Linked DNA regions of Homo sapiens: all the other regions are linked to region 1. A link is a loop called in an ENCODE intact Hi-C map of the cell type or tissue named here. Cell type or tissue: GM12878. All regions are shown on one strand.

Evidence for each region. A loop is a pair of places that touch in the nucleus more often than their neighbours do. Peaks named below come from ENCODE experiments on the same cell type or tissue, not always from the same donor. Only the 100,000 strongest peaks of a DNase experiment are listed, where the experiment ranks them.
Region 2: a loop joins it to region 1, with 4 times the contacts of the local background. A loop is called at or near these places in 5 of 110 quality-filtered maps.
Region 3: it touches region 1 in a loop (2.4-fold over the local background); 3 of 110 quality-filtered maps call a loop at or near these places.
Region 4: it touches region 1 in a loop (4-fold over the local background); 26 of 110 quality-filtered maps call a loop at or near these places.

Annotation. Positions count from the first base shown.
Region 1 is chr11:27,293,946-27,298,945 of GRCh38, reverse strand. It overlaps LOC105376601 (a long non-coding RNA gene), which reads left to right and starts at 956. Exons shown (of 2, transcript XR_931142.3): 1 at 956-2,938; 2 at 4,377-5,000. In GM12878, a CTCF peak has its summit at 2,343 (motif pointing right); a DNase peak (open chromatin) is centred at 2,328.
Region 2 is chr11:27,231,779-27,236,778 of GRCh38, reverse strand. LOC105376600 (a long non-coding RNA gene) reads right to left here. Exons shown (of 4, transcript XR_931141.3): 3 at 4,775-4,864; 4 at 1,617-2,717. Among named protein-coding and RNA genes, the nearest start is that of BBOX1-AS1, 16 kb to the right of the region's middle. In GM12878, no CTCF peak of the experiment used is centred here; a DNase peak (open chromatin) is centred at 2,488; H3K27ac peaks cover 437 bases.
Region 3 is chr11:26,751,179-26,756,178 of GRCh38, reverse strand. No RefSeq gene overlaps it. Among named protein-coding and RNA genes, the nearest start is that of SLC5A12, 32 kb to the right of the region's middle. In GM12878, a CTCF peak has its summit at 2,133 (motif pointing left); no DNase peak of the experiment used is centred here.
Region 4 is chr11:27,201,958-27,206,957 of GRCh38, reverse strand. The region is part of intron 2 of BBOX1-AS1 (BBOX1 antisense RNA 1); the gene reads left to right. It overlaps LOC124902651 (a long non-coding RNA gene), which reads right to left and starts at 4,704. Exons shown (of 2, transcript XR_007062632.1): 1 at 4,616-4,704; 2 at 3,206-3,612. In GM12878, a CTCF peak has its summit at 2,210 (motif pointing left); no DNase peak of the experiment used is centred here.

The DNA of each region.
Region 1 (5,000 bases):
ATATAATCATGATAGTATCATAGCACAGTCATAAAGGTATGAACTCTGCTATGGAAACAAGCAGGAGTTGCCAACCAGGGGAGCTGGAAAAGACATTTTTGAGGTGACATTGTAGTAGGTGGGCAGAGTCTATGAAAAACTCAGGAAAGTTGTATGATAGAAGCTCAGACACATGCAAAGGCATGATGAGTAGGCAGTACATAAGAAGATCCAAAAAAAACCTTCCTAATTCAGAGGAACACTTAGGGGTCTGCCTTGATATTGAAATGTTCTTCTAGTCATTAGAATCTTGCATTTTTACTCACATTTTAAAATATCCCTTTTAAACTGTGACACCATTTCTGGGAGGTTTAAGGTAGGAAGCTGTTGTTATTGCTTAGGTTGGTTTGTCACCCAATCTAGACTGCAGGAGAGGATCACGGGGTAAAGAACAGAACTTTTCATAAGAGTGGCCCAGTATCCAGAGCCTGAGGTTGTCTATATGTAGAGTTCTAGATAACCCTACATACAGATAGATACAGATAGATAACAAGCCCAGATAACCAGAGGCCATTGATTAGGGGGAAATGAGTGGGTTCCCAGAGGGGCTGACTCAATGAGGACCATTCACATATTCATTCATTAAATATTTGTTGAGTGTGCACTAGTGTCGAGGGTGGTGTTTGGTGTCCAGAATTTGAATGAACAATATAAACATGCTCCCTACCCTCGTGGAGCTTACCTGGAAGAGACTCATGTTAATTAGTGAATTAGTCACTGTTCATTCACGCTTTTCCAAAGCCATTAGAAATGCCAGGATGTACCTAATGTAAATGACGAGTTAATGGGTGCAGCACACCAACATGACACATGTATACATATGCAACAAACCTGCACGTTGTGCACATGTACCCTAGAACTTAAAGTATAATAAAAATATATATATATAAAATTAAACAATTAAAAAAAAAAGAAATGCCAGGATGAAAAGAGCTAAGAATTTAGTCAGTGCTGGGTTTTGTTGACTGAAAAAAGCTCTTCCTATATTCACTGTGTTGCTTGTTTAGGCTCTTCACAGAGCTAGCCAGTGAGACTGTGGTGTGCTCCTACATTTGAAAAAAATGCTTCCAAATTGCTACTTTCCTAGAAACGTCTCAATTTGCTACTAATCCTAGACATGCCTGTGGGAATGCTAGAATGCCTTCCTTGATTGCAATATCCACAGACTTTTTCTTAAATGTTAGTGAATATACACTGATTTATTCATTCTTTGAAAATACTCTGAATAATGGGCTGAAAAGATAACTGGATAAGCATGGAAAACACCATAATTAAGGGAAAGAGTAAGAGCTACAAAGTTAAACTTCCTTGGGTTCTTGACATCTCAAGATTGTAACCAGTAGTTATTGATGGGTTCTTAACTTGGGGTCCTTGGAGTCATGGAGGATCAGTGGACGCCCTTCAATGTGGTCCACAAATTTCCTGATATTGTATGGAAACATTTGTAAGTATGGGTTCATAACTCTCATCTGATTTCTAATGGGATCCCTTGAAAATCAAGAATCACTTCCATAAATTCCCTGAAAGTGATTTCATGAAGGTAGAAAGGATAGTAGCATTTATGACAGTATTCATGGATAATCACTATGGTGTGAATATTTATCCCCTCCAAAACTCATGTTGAACTTTGATCCCTGATGTGGCAATATTGAGAAGTAGGGTCATTAAAAGGTGATTGGATCATGAAAACTCTGCCCTTGTGAATGGATTAATCCATTCGTAGATTAATGAATTAGTGGGTTAATGGGTTATCACGGGAGTGGGACTGGTGGCTTTATAAGAAGAGGAATAGAGACTGGAGCTAGCCTTCTCAGCCCTCCCTGTCATGTGATGCCCTGTGCCACCCTGGGACTCTGCAGAGAGTCCCCACCAGCAAGAAGGCTCTCACCAGATATGGCCCCTCAACCTTGGAGTTCTTAGCCTTCATAACTGTAAGAAATAAGTTATTTTTCTTTATAAATTACCCAGTTTCAGTTATTCTGTTATAAGCCACATAAAACGGACTATGACCATGACTTTATGTAATTGCCATAGAATATGAGGCAGTGCAACAGAGCAATAGGGCCTAGGAGTCAGCAGACCTGATCTCTAGCTCTGGTTTCCTAGTTACCAGCCATGTGACCTTGCATAAGTGTCGGTCCCATTTCAGCCTCAGTTTGCCTACCTTTTAAATGGAGGAAACCATACTTCATGTGGCCTTATTTTAAATGATCAGATGTGTGTGAAAATGCTATTGAAACTTCAAGGCGTTATCTAAAAGCAAGAGATGTTTACTCTCATACCTGTAGTTGGTGTATGTTCTTGGTCACTAGAGGGAGCCTTAGCATTCAGGGGAAGAATAAGCTAGTGATACTTATTCTTGAAAGCTTGAGGCCTCTATGAGAAGTAATTCTTTAAAAAACTTGCGCTTTATAAATATCCACTTCGATTTTTTAGAAAATTCAGAGAAAGGTCTATAAAAGCAAATATGACCACAGTTCCTTGTGACATAGATTTTCCCACCCATTAACCCACAGGATTCTTCCTTTTAACTTTCTCTATGATAAATTTAGCTTGTTGAAAATCCTAATATTTATGTAGAATTAATTTAACAGCAAGAAAAAGAAAGTAGAAAACACAATTTTCCAGAAGGCCATAGGAAGAAAGTACTTTTCCATTAGCAAAAACAATCCATTGTAAATTCCATGGCACATGGTAATGCTGTTAGAGGATTTTTGTATCCAGGCAGGACAGGGGAAGTACATTGTCTAACTTTGGCTTTCGATGTCCTATTGGGACCTTCTGAAGTTCTTAACTGGTGTGTTTTCCTCCTGCTAGTGCTAGAGTGGGAGGAATCTTACTCATTTGAAAAGAGCTTGACTGTTACATCAGAGGACCCCAGGATGGTCTGAAGGAGGAGGTATGAGAGAATGAAACATACTGGACTTAGGCTGGGTGTGGTGGCTCACACCTGTAATCCCAACAATTTGGGAGTCTGAGGTAGATGGATTACTTTAGGTCAGGAGTTTGAGACCAGCCTGGCCAACATGGTGAAACCTTGTCTCTACTAAAAATACCAAAAATTAGCTGGTCATGGTGGTGTGCACATGTATTCCCAGCTACTTGGGAGGCTGAGGTGGGAGAATTGCTTGAACCTGGGAGGTGGAGGTTACAGTGAGCTGAGATCGCATCACGGCACTCCAGCCTAGGTGACAGGGTGAGACTCCATCTTTTTTTTAAAAAAGATACTGAACTTGTACTTCAGGGAATCAGAATTTCACTGACTCGTTGTGTATTTTGGAGACAATATTTGTCCCCCTTTGGGGCCTCAGTTTTTCTCTCTGATTCTGACCAATACTATCCCATGTACTCCACATGTATACACTCATGGTCTGATGGGCATTCCTTATCAAGTATGGGACATTAGGTGATTAGACTCAGGCCCCAGATCGTGAAAGGCAGTGTTTTGCAGGAGCACAAAGCCCCTAGATTTATCTAATTTTCAACCCAAATGTATCTGGAGAAGGTGGAGTCTTGATATTTCTCTTTATGGCCCTTCAGATTGTGTTTTCATTCTGCAGTATAACAAATGCCTTCAAAAAACAGTGAACTTCATTTTTTCACATACATTTGCAGGAAGCAATGTAAAAACTTAATTGCTAATGTTTGTTAGCAAAACTGGCCAATGAAATGGTCAAGCACTGATCTGCCAAGTTTCCTTGATTCTAAGATATACTCCCACAAACCCTCCCCTCCTTAATTTAACTTTTTTTAAAAACAGGGACATGTCTGTGTCTCATTTAAAGAAGCATTGACTACCCCTCCTGAAGAGCTATTATTAAATCTATGGTATTTCCTACAGTGAATGGCCTTTTTGAATTCAGCAAGTATTTTTGGAAATACTTTATATTTGTTTTGTGTATTTATCATACGTGGAGGTGCAATAAGCTCTTCTTTACTACCATTCAAGCTCGAGCTTGCGTTGCAGCTATTAGTGTCTCCAAAGTCATCCCAGCAGGAAGGGATTTCTCTCTGTTGACAAAGGCAGGAGACTGAAGGTTATAAAGGATGAATGAAGCCTAGCTAGGCTTGTTCATTGCAGTTTATGAGAAACAGCTGCCTTTCTTTGTCAAGGCGCTTGTTTAAGGCTTTCCTCTCCTTTCCCCTGAAGTGTAATAACTACCTGAGACTAATCAGCTGACTTGGGTCAGAACAAGCCAGAGGCTCTGCTAGCCCAGTTAAAGCATGCCTGCACCATGTTAGCAATAGGAAATTTTCTAGAACAAGGCAAATGGATTGATCAATGATTCCATTCATGATTATAGTCCAAGTAATTTTCTCCTTTTTTTGTTTTTCAGAGGCTGTTTCTTCTTAAAGCTTTCAAGTGGTGTATAAGTCCCTTTATGCTGCTATAAAGGAATACCCAAGACTGGGTAACTTACAAAGAAAAGAGATTTATTTGGCTCATTGTTCTGCTGGCTATACATGAAGCATAATGCCAGCATTTGCTCTGGTGAGGGCCTCAAGAAGCTTATAATCATGGAAGAAGGAGATGGAGAGCCAGCATGTCACATGGAAGCGTGAGAGGAAGCAAGAGAGAGGGGGGAGGAGGTGCTAGGTTGTTTTAAACAACCAGTTCTCTTGTGAACTCAGAGAAAACTCACTCATTACTGTGAGGACAGCAGCGGCAAGTCATTCATGAGGCATCCACCCCCATGACTCAAACACCTCCCACTAGGCCCACCTCCAACACCGGAGGCCACATTTCAACATGTGATTTGGAGGGGACAAGCATCCAATCCATATCAGGTGGGGAAGGTCAGGAGGTGGACAACAGAATCATTGTTGCCCAGTTTAGGACTTCTCAAATTTTAGTGTACATGGAAATCACTGGAGTTCTCATTAAAATGCAAATTCTGATTCCATAGGTCTGGGAGTGAAGTCAGTGGGTAGAAGAGCTGATTCAGCATTGCCAAGGCATT
Region 2 (5,000 bases), 62 kb after region 1:
GCTTCATGCCGATATGCATTTGGAAAAAAGAGGTGTGATTTAATAGTCTTTTTTTGGGCCGGGCGTGGTGGCTCACGCCTGTAATCCCAGCACTTTGGGAGGCCGAGGCAAGCGGATCATGAGGTCAGGAGATCCAGACCATCCTGTCTAACACGGTGAAACCCTGCCTCTGCTAAAAAACAGAAAAAATTAGCTGGGCATGGTGGCGGGTGCCTGTAGTCCCAGTTACTTGGGAGGCTGAGGCAGGAGAAAGGCGTGAACCTGGGAGGCAGAGCTTGCAGTGAGCCGAGATCGCACCACTGCACTCCAACCTGGGTGACAGAGTGAGACTCTGTCTCAAAAAAAAAAAAAAAGCATTTTTTTGATACTACATCAAAACTTGACTGCCAGTTTCTTAAAAGGTAGTTATAATATGGAACCTGAAACTATGCAAATGAAATTTTCATGCTATGTTACCTTAAAATCCACTGGCCATTTTATGCTTTGAATGAACGTTTACCTGTGCATGATTTTGCAGTATGATACTGTGGACATTTAAAAAATATTGGTTCACTGAATTATACAAATCTTCCAAATGTTGACACATTGCCTTATACACTATCAAAGGATCACATTCTTTAATGCCAGCACAGATCTGAACAGAAAAGTCTTAATATATTGGGAAGCTGATGAGTTAACAGTAACATATATATTTTCCAAAATTCTAATCTTCACATGGAAGTTCAAATGTTACCATTGGCAACAAACATGGTCTGCTGTTTCCTTCCTTCCTTCCTCTCTCCCTTCCTTCCTTCCTTCCTTCCTTCCTTCATCCCTCCCTCCCTCCCTTCCTTCCTTCCTTCCTCCCTCCCTCCCTTCCTTCCTTCCTCTCTTTCTTCTTTCTTTCTTTCGACAGAGTTTTGCTCTGTCACCCAGGCTGGACTGCAATGGCACAATCTCGGCTCACTGCAACCTCCGCCTCCCAGGTTCAAGTGATTCTCCTGCCTCTGCCTCCCGAGTAGCTGGGACTACAGGCATGCACCACCACACCAGATTAATTTTTGTATTTTTAGTAGAGACGGGGTTTCAGCATGTTGGCCAGGCTGGTCTTGAGCTCCTGACCTCATGATCTACCCACCTAGGCCTCCAAAAGTGCTGGGATTACAAGCGTGAGCCACTGTGCCCGGCTAAGCTGTTTTCTTTGAAGTAAGAGGCTCACTTAGTTAAGTTTTGAGAACATGTCTGCCAACTACCAGAGTCTGAACACCCATAATTTCTCTTTTGTTCTTTCAAGTAGAAATGGTGATCTATGAATACCGAGCTTAGTTCAGATTGCAACTCAACAACTGTGCAGGTGCCTTTTCTTTGAGACAACCATGGTACTTAGACATGCCTTATGAGTTCTTCCTGTTTCCTCGTGCAGAATCTTAAAAAGATGTTCATGTGCTCAAGGGTTAAAATTTAATAAAATTAAAAATGATTCTGCTTCATCAAAGTCATGCTTATATGAATGGCCACATTTTTCTACCACAAGTGGGTGGCCTTGAAGAATTCAATGACTACTAGTGCAGTTTGGTGCACTGCCTTGATTTGTGCTATGGTGCTGGCAGTTTTCCCATCAGCAGTGCAAATGTAAATACAGTGGAAAAGGCAAACGCTGTTTTATTGTTTTTATGAATATTGTTTTGACCTTGTAGATCTCCTGTAAGGGTGCTGGGAACTCAGAGAGGTCCACGAACTGCACTTTGAGAACTGCTGGGATACCCAGCCCTATGGCAAGCACATAATAAATGTTCAATCAACTGCAGCTAAGACCATATTCTGTTTGCCTTTCTAAGCATCATTTTTCTGTTTTTAAAAATAGGGTTAATGTTACTTCTCAGGGCGATTGTGGAAATTAAATGAAGCAAAGTACGTAAAATGCTACCATAGTGTTCAGTATATAATAAATGTGCTATGAAGATTCAGTATTATCATTAATATTAATATTACTAATAAGAAGTTATTTAAAAACTTTTCCTGCAGAGGAACAGCAGGGTTGCTTCATATTTCTACCGCTAGTGCTTGACTGGAGTCTCTTTCCTATGGAGACTTTTAAAGGCAGTGGTACCTCTTTTCCCTTTTAATCTTCATCCTTCAAGCCAAGGCTACTGCTGCTGCTGCTGCTGCTGCTGCTGCTTCTGGGGATTTGCTCCTGTGTACTCTGGGAAAAGGGCCCCAGCCAGGAATTCCCACTTGTTTGAGGACCACAGAAAGCTGCAGTCATTTTTTTTTTTCCCCAGCCTTCGTAATCTAGTCTAGACACTCTGAGGAGGTGAAGGATATAATTACAGCTTGAAACACTTCACATGCACCAGCAATGCAGCTCCTCCCGCACATGTGTGATTCAAGCCCCAAGAGGGCTGTGAAATCTGATGATTCACTTGTCTAGATAAGCTGGAAGTGAAACCCTAGCGGTCCAGGGTCCAGTTGCCTTTACCACATAACACCCTTTACTTGCAACCAGTTTCTCCATTCGGTTCAGTTGAATTCAAAGCAGCACATGGGCCTTGAGGTCTTACTGGAAGCGCGCCCTTTGTGTACCGCACTGCGTCAGCTACCGTGCTGGTTATTCACTCTTGGCTGCCCCAGTCTCATTTCTGCTTTTCTCTGGGCTGCTCAGAGGCCGACCTTCATAGATGGCATTTCCAGGCTCTTCTGCTTTCTGGCCTCCAGTTGGAGTCCATCTCTGGCAAGTGCTGGCAAGAAAGGGATTGGAGGGTCATAGGAGAAACAGGTTGGTGCCACCTGACTAATTGTATAGCTGGTCTGCTCTGGCTAAAACTTCTGTTGGGCCACCCCTCTTCCACTGTTACAGCAGGCTATAGCTCTCGTCACAATCTGGTAATAATATTTTCTCCCTTTGTCCCTTTCAGGGTGGTAAGAGCCTCTCACTCTGTGGCTAGTCCCTGGCAAGCCGCTACCTCTGTTGTTCCCTTGTGCTGCCTGCCCACACAGCTATAAATATGGCCTTTGTTACACCCTTTCCAGCTAACCCTTTCAGTGTGCCATCTGTTCCCTGGCTGGACCCTTCTGACACAGACAGAAAGCTGCCTTGAGAAACTTACGGTCTACTTAGACTAGTTATCCCAAGCACTAGTCAGATGCATACCATCTTCACAGTTGTTAAAGCTAAGAACCAGCTCTACCATTATTATACATTTAATACTTGTGCTTAACTTGCTTCACTTTTTAACCATACATTATTTAATTCAGATAAAAAAGAGGAAGGGGCCGGGCACGGCGGCTCATGCCTGTAATCCCAGCACTTTGGGAGGCCGAGGCGGGCGGATCACCTGAGGTCAGGAGTTTGAGACCAGCCTGAACAATGTGATGAAACCTTATCTCTACTAAAAGTACAAAAATTAGCTGGGTGTGGTAGCATACGCCTGTAATCCCAGCTACTCAGGAGGCTGAGACAGGAAAATCACTTGAATCTGGGAGGCAGAGGTTGCAGTGAGCCAAGATCGTGCCATTGCACTCCAGCCTGAGCAACAAGAGCAAAACTCCGTCTCAAAAGAAAAAGAAAAAGAAAAAAAAAAGAGAGCGAGGGAGGGAGAGAGAGAGAGAGACTTTTTATCACCAGATAAGCAGGAAATAAATATGCTTGCTGCTACGGTCTGAATGCTTGTGTCCTCCCAAAATTTGTATGTTGAAATCCCAACAGGTAAGGCCTTTGGGAGGTTATTAGGTCATGAGAGTGGAGCCCTCATGAGTAGGATGAGTGCCTTCATAAAAGACACCTCAAGTGTTAGGTTGTCTCTTCCACCCTATGAGGATGCAGTGAGAAGGTGCCATTCATGAAACAGGAGATGGGCCCTCCCCAGACAGTGAATCTGCCAGTGTCTTCATCTTGGATACCTCAGCCTCCAGAATGGTGGGAAATATATTTCTGTTGTCTATAAGCTACCTAGTTTATGATATTTTGTGATAGCAGCCCAAACAGACAAAGACATTTGCCAAAAATATAAGAAGAGGGTAACAACAAATCACATGAAAACAAAACAGTATTGCTAAACCCCAGCACAGCATCACTGTGGTTAAAGGGCACCTGCTCTGTATACGCTGTCTAGGTTTGAATCCTGGTTCTCTGACTTTCCAGCCAAGTGACCATGAGCAAGTCACATAATTCTTCTGTGCCTCAGGGTCTTTATCTTTAAACTGGGAATGAGTCTACTTCGTAGAGTTGTGAGGCTAAGTGAATTAATATGTGTAAATATATGTAAAGTGCTTATAACACTGCCAGGCACACAGAAAGCACTGTGTGAATTTAAGTATCTTTTTTTTTTTTTTTTTGAGACAGAGTCTTACTCTGTCACCCAGGCTGGAGTGCAGTGGCATGATCTTAGCTCACTGCAACCTCTGCCTCCCGAGTTCAAGCAATTCTCCTGCCTCAGCCTCCCGAGTAGCTGGGATTACAGGTGTGAGCCACCACACCAGGCTAATTTTTGTATTTTTAGTAGAGACGGGGTTTCACCATGTTGGCCAGTCTGGTCTCAAACTCCTGACCTCAGGCGATCTGCCCACCTTGGCCTCCCAAGTGCTGGGATTACAGGTGTGTGAACCACTGCACCCAGCCAAGTAACATTATTTTTTTATGATCATGATGACGATGGTGATGATGGAATTACCTGACTCAGGCTCTGAGCTGGAGGTTTATTAGCAAGAGGAGAAAGATACATCAGCTCCAGACTGAGGCTTTCTCCTGGTGTAATCAGTAGAGTTTGCAGAGAACTGAAAATAATAACTTCCTTACCACGTGGTTCGGTGTCATTTTTCTCTGTTATCATCCAAAATTATTGATATTCCACAAAAATTTGCCTCAGGTCCAACAGTGGAGCATGTCCTGCACTTTGGGAAATGCAGGGAAACAATGGTTATACTACAGCAAACAAACAACAAGCAAGGTGGAAGAGGCGGCACAGAGTAAAACCAGCGACAAACTCGGGGGTGGAGAGTGAGAAGGAAGCTGTTGGCCAGGT
Region 3 (5,000 bases), 540 kb after region 1:
GAGAATTTAAAAATCCCTCTGAAGCCACTCATTTTAATTGTTCAAGTCTGCCAATCTACCCTCTTCCTTCATGAAACCTAAGGCTGCCATCTGCAACTATTTGAAGAGAAAGAGGTCTAGATCCAAGCCTTACAAAGAATTTTCTTCAAGGGAGGCTTAAAATGCGTCCTGTGACATGAGAGTCGCATGACACCAGCTGAGAATAAGGCCTTTTGAGGCTGCTGGAGAAAGCGATCAATGGAGTGAGACCAGAGAGGCTGTTCTTGTCAGCCACGATTTACACACTTTGAGGAATCATCCCCCTTCCCTCTGTTCATGAGTGATTTGTGCTCAGTGAGCTGACATTTTCTCTTTTTATTCATTTATTTTTATTAAAAATCAATACATGCCCTACTATAAAAATTCTAAGTAAAAAATATTGCATAGAAAGCAAAATTATTCTTTTACCATGCCCTTATGTCCCCAATTTTATAGTCAGTCCCAAGTCACTATGTATCCTTGCACATATTATTGTCTACATGTGCTAAAAAGAGTAAGCTCATGCATTTTTATTATCTATATAATATTTCATCACCTTAAACATCTATATAATATTTCATCACCTTAAATATGATATAATTGTATTTCATGGACATCATTTCATATAAATCATCACGTCCAGGCAGTGTGTTCTTTTCACAAGCTTATGAAGTGAACTAGAAATAGGAAAATGTTTTTGTCTTTTTTTTTCCTGGAGATTTGATCCTCTGCTTAATTCCAAATAATCAGTTTGCATTCCTCTGTTCTGTAGCTGCAACTAGAGAACAATTTTAATATTAATATTTGCTGTTTACATTTCTTTACCGTGCCCTTCAGTGAAAATTTACCATCCTTTCAGATAAAGAACAACTGTAGAGCGGTTGTCAGCCGCTCAGTATTTCAAAGTAGAAAGATAAAGGTTGATCATCAGAAACCTGTAACACAAATCAAAAGCAAGTCTTTGCTGGATGGTTTACTGCAGATCATTTCTGTTTTCTTCTTTTCCTCTATCTTTACCCCTTTCTATCTTTCATGTGTCCTTTACTTCTCCTCTGTTTTGACCTCAACTTTCCTGGGTGGTTCTCCGTTGCCTGTCTGCATTTCTCTTCTTTGCTCATGTTTTTCATTTCTATCCTGTCTTACTCTCCTGCTTAACTAATGATTTTATAAAATTATAGTCTTTTTAAAAACATTTTTATGGTAAAGGCCCAGTTGAACATACTGTGACATAATTACAGAGCACCATATAACCATTAAAATTTATAGCATGGAAATATATTTTTAATATAGAAAAATGTATATGATACATTGTCAATTTTTAAAATCTGCAAAACAGTATATATAGCAAAATCCTGTTTTGGAGATAATTCTGTTTATAGAGACATGGGATTTTTAGATAACAGTTTATGGAGTTTATATTTGGGTGGTGATGACGTTATATTATTTTCATTATTTCTTTTCACTTTTTATGTTTAAATTTTTTCTTATTTAGTATACGTGTAAAATAAAATGTTTTTTAAAAAGTAACTTAAACACATTTGCTGCGTTTATTGAATGAAGTCATTTTGTCTTTTCTAAAATTTCATTAAGAAAAATTATGAAGTTAAAAGTGCATAACAAAGGAAAAAATTAAAATTAGGATTTTAAGTAAATAAAAGATAAAGTGATTTTTCAACCACTTAAAAGCCTAAGAAACAAGTACGAGACAATTTTTCTTGCAGGGGTAATCAGGGACTTTGAGTTGAGGCGGCTGCCACCACCAGAAAGAGACATATTCTGCTTATTTTCCAGGTTCATACTGTCCCGCTTGGCCTGAGGTCTACCAGTCCCAACACAGTCAGTCCAGATGCAATTTAGGGGCAGAGCCCTATAAACACATTTGTGATTTCAGCATCTTTCTGAATACAAAACAAAATAAATAAAATAAAAAACAAACTTAAAAAAGAAAATCCATTTCTTTTTACCTGTCTGTGGCCTTTGACTGAATTCCTACTTCTAATCCTTTCCTCTACTCTGAAGTCCTGGGCCCTAAAAATAAACAAAATCCAGCAGGTCTAGGGGTAACCACAGGAGTTAAACATGAAGAGGCTGCCATCTGGTGGTCTCTTAGACCGTGCTTTCATTGTCAGTTTTATTATGCAACACAGCTGGGTCATATTAGACTTGTTTCAAACTGTAGTCCATAGATTATACATACAAATCCTATTCATGCATTCGAGAAGAATTGGGTTCTTATACGGTCATTTTTTATGACTTTTTATGAAGAAAGGGTCATTTGAATTAGGGTGTGTGGCCCATTTCTGGCAGCTTTGCCATTAACATGACTCTGAATGACTTACTGTCTTCAGTCTTTGGAGACTCTTAGAAATTCACAGTGCATCTTACTGTGTGTGTTTGCTGCACACTGACGACGTTTTCCAGACCCCGGTAGAGGCAGCCACACAGAAGGTCTCTGTGTATTAAGCCAACAGAGACTATATTATAAAGATGTCTTAGAATTTCATCATGTGCAAAAAATTGTGTCTGGAGGCTTTATTCAAACACACACAATATTCATCTATTCATTTGCTTTTCCAATATTTGAGGAAAAGGCATGGTGGGCTTCAAATTGCCTTGTGTCATTTTATCTGATGGCAGATGGCTCCTTGGTCAAATAATCAATATCAAAATTACTAAAACATTGAAATTACTGGAAAAAAACATCAAATCTCTTCCAACATAGGCTCCTCAGACATACTATATGACCAACTGTCAACCAGTTCCTGAAGGCTGCAGTTTTTGGAAACAAAAAATTCAAAGAAGTGAGTTTCTCTAACTTTCAATGCATCTGTAGCTGACTCCTCCTCTCCTCCTTCAAATTCAATTCTGAGAATTTGTGTTCTTATTGACTTATCATACTCAGACATCATACTAAGTTCTCCCTCTAAATATCCCCTGATATCTTGCCTCTTCAGTCATCTTTCTTTTATTTTGATTATTTTCTTCAGCAACTTCCTCCTAGTATACAAAGTACTAAAAACTCCATTATCCCTAAAATACAACAAAAGCAAAAAATATGACAAAACTAGTTTTGCTTCGTCCGATATTTTTCTTAAGCCACCATTCCTCCCAGTTTTTCTTCTTTCCCTTAGAAGCCTCTCAAGGGTCTAATTTACATTTCTGCCTTTCTGTGACTTTGAGGATGTGACTTAGACATGGAACTCAATTGGATACGTAAATTAAGATGTCCTCAATAGTGACACAGTATCTTAAGTAATCAGAATAAAAAGGCCATCCAGAAAATAAATATAGTTTGACAACAAAAGAGGGCCAGGGGCTAGAGGTTAAGAAACGCCTACCTGTAAGAGGCAGACAAAGAAAGCAGTGTCAGCATAGCAGCCCAGGTGGAACTTTGGAACATAGCCCTGTAAATACACTTGTGTTTTTGGCATCTTACTAAGGACAAAAGAAAAGAAAAGAAATAAAAATAAAATAGAAAGTAGTTGATGAAGAGGGGCTGAATGATGAAAGAACAAAGTGGATACAGCCAAGTACCAACAACGGTAGTAGAAGCACCAGTGTAAGTAGCAACAATAATAAATGCATTGATGGTTCTGTATATTGATCACACATTTTATACTAACCCTCTTTTAGGTGTTTGTACTCTTTTTCATTTAATTCTCACAGCAATCATCAAGATAAGTGTGATTTTTTTTTTTTTTGGTAGAGTTGAGGAGTCTGAAGCTCAGAGCACTTGTATTATTACTTTTAATGGCAAAAACCGCAATTAACTTTGAACTAGCCCAATATTTCCCAGTTTTACCAAACTAAGATGACAAAAGCTAGACTAGAATTCAGTCCCCTTTTCAACATTTCACACATCCCAAAAGATACAATATGTACACATACACACATATATATGTGTGTGTGGGTGTTATATGTGTGTGTGTGTGTGTATATGTATATAATATATATAATTGCAATATAATAAAATAAGCATAAATAAAATACATACTATGTAAATAAAGTAAATATATGTATAATGTTACATGTGTATAAATACATACGTAAATATAAACTATCTCCTTTTCCTTTGTCCCTCTCTTGACAAATGCCAAAGAAGACTCAGGCTAAAGCTTTATTCTCTCTTCCTGTCTCATTTTCTGTTGATTCCATTTTATTTCTATTTTGTGTTGATTTGCAGTTGTACTACTCTGAGAATAGTTCTTCATCTTCATTTGTGTTAAAAATCAAGTTTCCGAAAAATTACAAACCCTTTAGACAATCTTTTACCTCCCCTGATTCAACAGCCTGCCTCTAGAGCTGGGGTTCTTAGAAAGCATTCTACACATACGCTGCTTTTTTTCAAACTTTAATTTTACAGAAAAAAAAGGAGTGTATCAGTTTTCTATTGCTGCTGTAAGAACTTCAAGAAACTTAGTGGCTTAGATAATAAATTTATTATCTCACAATTCTCTAGGTCAAAAGTCTGAAATTGGTCCCACTAAGCTAAAATCAGCATGTCGCAGGTCACATTCCTTCTAGAGGCTCCAGGGAAGAATCTATTTCCTTGCCTTTTCCAACTTCTAGAGCCAATCTGTATTCCTTGGCTAGTGGGCCCTTTCTCCATCTTCAAAGCCACTGATGTCAGGCTAAGTCCTTCCCATGTCACCATCTCTCCTTTTCTCCCTGTTCTGCGTACCTCTTCTGCTTTTATAAGGACTCCAGTGATTCCATAAAGCCCTCTGGGATAATCTAGGATAATTTGCCTATCTCCAGTTTAATTTACCATCTTAATTCCATCAGCAATCTTAATTACTCTTTGCCATGCACCTTAACATATTCACATAGAATGTGGACATTTTTAGGGGGCTACTATTTTGGCTACCACAATGATGAGTTAAACAAGGCTCACAAGAATTAGTACAATGAAACTTATATTGTCTTTAATTATGACATCATGACATTTCTCTCAATATATCTATATTTATTGCTACACATAG
Region 4 (5,000 bases), 92 kb after region 1:
AAATTACCACAAATTAAGTCGTTCAAAAGAACACACGATTGGACCGGGCGTGGTAGCTCATGCCTGTAATCCCAGCACTTTGGGAGGACAAGGCAGGCAGATCACTTGAGGCCAGGACTTTGAGACCAGCCTGGCCAACATGACCAGCCTTAGCCGGGCATGGTGGCACATGCCTGTCGTCCCAGCTTCTTGGGAGGCCAAGGCATGAGAATTGCTTGAACCCAGGAGACAGAAGTTGCAGTGAGCCAAGATGGCGTCAGTGCATTCCAGCCTGGGAGACAGAGTGAGACTCTGTCTCAAAACAAAACAAAACACATGATTATCATTTTATAGTTCAACAGGTTAGAAGTCAGATGGGTTTCACTGGGCTAAAATCAAGATGTTGGCAGGACTGAATTCCTTTCTGGAGGTTCTGTGGTAGCAGCCTTTTTTTTTTTTTTTTTGCCTTTTCCAGTTTCTAGAAATTCCACTTTTGGGGCTCATGGCCCTTCCTCCATCATCAAAATTAGCAACATTGCATCTCTCTAATCATTCTTCCACAGTCACAGCTCCTGACCACAGCTGGGAAAGGTTCTTTATTTTCAAGGTCCTGTGTAATTAGATTGGCCCCACTTGGATAATCCTAGATAATCTCCCTGTCTCCCAGTTCTGAACTTAGTCATATCTGCAAAGTTCCTTTTGCCATGTAAGATAACATATCACAGATTCTAGAGGTTAGAACATGGACATCTTTGGGAGGCCATTATTCTGTCTACCACAGGGAGAAAGAAAAGTAAGATGGGTAGGGGCCTTTCTCTTTGACTTTCCCTTCTTGGACAGCCCTTGTGTCTGCAGTGGTCCTAGAAGCCCTAGAGCAGAGTTAAGACCTCACTGGTCTCTAAGATGTATTGTGGCTCTAATGAAAGGGCTAAATAGCTGTAGGACCTTGGAATGTTATTTATCTCTCTGTCTCTTTGTTTCAGTATCTGTAAAACAGGAAAAATTAGTCTATCTAGCTGATAGGGTTGTGCTGAGGTTATAGGAAACAATCTATGTGAAATACTTAGCCCAGTGCATGGCACACAGTAAACATTCAGGAAATGCTAGGTATTTTCATTACTAGGTGCCCTAGGGTCCCTTTCCATTCAAATAGCTGGCTCCATCATCCTAATTTAAAACAGAGCTGCAACAGATGGCATGAGAACTGCTTTTCCTGGGTCATTTAGCCATCACAATAAACTTTTTTTTTAAAGTTTCACTTATTTTCCCTAAAAAACAAAGCACATTTTTGTGCCTGTAGGGTTAAAAACTTCTTTTGTCCTTTTGAGCATCTATAAAATAATGGAAAATATGGTAGGTACCAATGAGAACCAAGAGGCTGGGTGACAGCAGAGTTCTGCTCTGACCAGAAGGCAGTGAGCAGGACCTGGTGTTTATTTAGGAACATATAAAGAGAGCTGAGGCTACAGCTGGGAGACAGTTTACGAAACACAAACACTAGGGAAGTTTACCAAATATTAGGCTTGAATTTTATAGCGTCTGGAAGAAGCACTGTATTCCAGAGGACAATAAAAATCTGGCCTTCTAAAGGTAAATAGTCCCTCATGTCACTTTTGAAGACAGGAATGTTCATGGGAGGGGTCCATTCCTGTTTGAGAGATGCAGGTCTTCCTTCTCTTGTCTCCAAAGCCTCTTGTGGCATCGTTGAACTGGAGCCAATCAGAGCAGGGAGTGTCAATACCCTTAAGTGTGTACTCATCCTTTCTGATTCGATCATACCACTTGGGGGATTCTACCCTCATATGGAAACTCCAAATGTGGAAAAATCTTTATGCACAAAGATGCTTAGTGCAGCTTTATTAGTAATAGCCCTAGATGGAAAGCATCTCAAATTGTCTGTTGTTAGGGGAAGGTCTTGGCAAATTATGGCACATCTTGACAATGGAATAGAAGGTGGCCAGTTCTTACAAGGAGCCTTGAAAGCATTACAATAACTGAAAAAATAGACACAGGATACACATTTGTATATTTAGTCTAATTTCTGTGTTGTTAGGAAATATATCAGAAAGTTATCTGTGGTTGTTCTTAGGTGTTTGGAGTAAAGGAAAATTTTCCCTTCCCCTTTTTATTACTATTTTTCTCTATTTTCCATCTTTTACAACTGAATGAATAACCTAGTGTTTAAACACCTTGGGTATGGAGGCTGCTGCCTGCGTTTGAACCCCGCCCCCTTCTGGCTGGCTGCTGAACCTTTCTGAGTCTCAGTATTCTCTTCTGTCTTGTGGGGGTAATAATCATTCCTACCTTGCAAGATGGATGTGAGCATGAAAGAGATAATCCAAGTGAAGGGCTTGACACAGCACTTTGCAGAGTAAGTGCTCATAAGATGCCAGCTGGTATTGTATTGCTATGTTCGGATTTCATAACTATTTCCAACAAATCTAAAAATCTTAGAGATGGGGCCAGGCGCAGTGGCTCACGCCTGTAACCCCAGCACTTTGGGAGGCCGAGGCAGGCAGATCATTCGAGGTCAGGTGTTCAAAACCAGCCTGACCAACGTGGTGAAACCCCGTCTCTACTAAAGATATTTTAAAAACTAGCCAGGCATGGTGGCTGCTGCCTGTAATCCCAGCTACTTGGGAGGCTGAGGCAGGAGAATCACTTGAACCTGGGAGGTGGGGGTTGCCGTGAGCCAAGATCGTGCCATTGCATTCCAGCCTAGGCAACAAGAGTGAAACTCCGTCTCAAAGAAAAAAAATCTTAGAGATGGAAGGCATCTCAAATAGTCTGCGATTAGAGGAAGGACTTGGTAAATTATGGCACATCTTGATAATTGAATGGAAGGCAGCCAATTGCTTACAAAGAGCCTTGAATATCAAAAGAAACTGCTACTCTCCTACCTTAATCAGTGAAAGACTTACTCCAAAGGTTTATCAAACAAACTTTCTTTTTCCTAGTTCTTAATCACTTATGGTATTTTGGAGAGCATCTACATAGTTAGCAGCTAAAGGCCTTCTGAATGAGAATACCCAATTTTTCTCTTGGGAGAAAAATGTCTAAGACTGCAGCTGTCTCTTCAGTTGCTGACAATCCCTGCTCTTCTACCTTCTCTAAGCATCAGTTCCCGTTCCTCCCATTTTGGGAGGTCTCCCTAGATGATCATCTGTGTATCCACCAACTATGTATCAGTTTGGCTGCACATAAAGAAAAGCTGACTAGAGCTGTGTAAAGGAGTGTGTTAGTCATTTATTGCTGCATAACGAATTATCACAAACGTCATGGCTTAACGCAACATGCATTGATTATCTCGAAGTTTCTGTGGATGAAGAGTCCAGGCACGGTTTAATTGGGTCCTCTGCTCAGCTGTTATGAATGTGTCAGGTGGGCTGCATTCTTATATGGAGGCTTGGCTTGGGAAGAATCCACTTCCAAGCTCATTCAGATGGTTGGCAGAATGTATTTCCTTGCTGCAGTAGGACTAAGTGCCCTGGCTTCTTGCTGATTGGAGGCCAACTTCAGCTCCTAAAGGCCACTCACAGTTCCTAGAGGCCATTTGCAGTTCCTTGCCATGTAGGCTTTCCCGACAAGGCTGCTTACTTCATCAGGTCAGCAGGGAGAATCTCGAGAGTAAGCCTGCTAAGAAGAAGCTTTGCATAACATGACATAAGCAGCAGAGTCACATTCCGTCCCCTTTGCCACACTGGTTAGAAGCAAGTCACAGGCCCTACCCATATTCAAGGGGAGTGGAGCACATACAGACATGACCACCAGCAGGTGGGGATCATGGGGGCCACCTTAGAGTGTCCAGCATAACAAGGAAGGGTTTATTTTTTCATGGTGACAAGGAGCCCAGCACAGGCAGATTGGGGTGAGGGAACGTATCCATGGTGCTATCCATATTTCAGCCTCTTCTGTGTGTTTTGCCATTTTTCACCCCACTTTTTTTTTTTTGTTTGTTTTTTGAGACAGAGTTTCACTCTTGTTGCCGAGGTTGGAGTGCAGTGGCGTGGTCTCGGCTCACTGCAACCTCTACCTCCTGGGTTCAAGCGATTCTCCTGTCTCAGCTTCCCAAATAGCTGGAATTACAAGCACACACCACCATGCCTGGCTAATCTTTGTATTTTTAGTAAAGACGGGGTTTCACCATGTTGACCAGGCTGCTCTCAAACTCCTGACCTCAGGTAATCTGCCCGCCTCAGCCTCCCAAAGTGCTGGGATTACAGGCGTAAGCCACCACGCCCGGCCCACCCTTTTGATCATAAAATGGTTCTTCTAAGTTTCACATCATCATCATTCAAAGAGCTTCAAACAATAGATTCCTGGAAGCCCTACCCAGACACATGGCCCATTGGCTCTTGCATTTGTATCAGTGGGCCATTTCCACCACAAAGACCATTGGGAAACACACACAGTTAATAAACAATATCCACTGTGACCCCAACAAAAATGCCAAATGTAGTTGGCATGTGTCTTTTGACCTTCAATACATGGGCACATGGGTTAACGCTTTCCACTGAGGGCTGGCCTATGAATAAGTTACAAAGCTTGAATGAGAAAATGCATACATAATCATTTGCACAGTGCCTGGCACATGACATCTTCTCAATCAGTGTTGCCTCTTTTCACCATTCCCTACCTGCTCCCCGACAACTCTGATGCCTTTTTTTTTTCTGCGTCGCCCCTGCCTCTGGGTTTAAATGCTCCAAACACAGCAGCACCTCCAGAGTTAAGCACCCTGTCAGGCCGACAAGTCTGTATTTATGAGGGAGGAATGTAATAGCCCCAGCTGGAACCCTGCCAGGGGACTAGCAACTGCAACGCCCTTATTTGCTCTGGGGAGGAGCAGCTTGGAAACTTTTTATGAGATTCCAGAAGCAGCAAGGTCATCAGTTTTATGGCCATCCCACTTCGTTTGTGAATACGGCCTTTGAATGATAATGTTTGGGTTCCTTGACACAAACAAGGCTAGTGTTAGCTCCGTTGGAATGGGAGACAATAAAATAAAATATATTCTGTTCCAC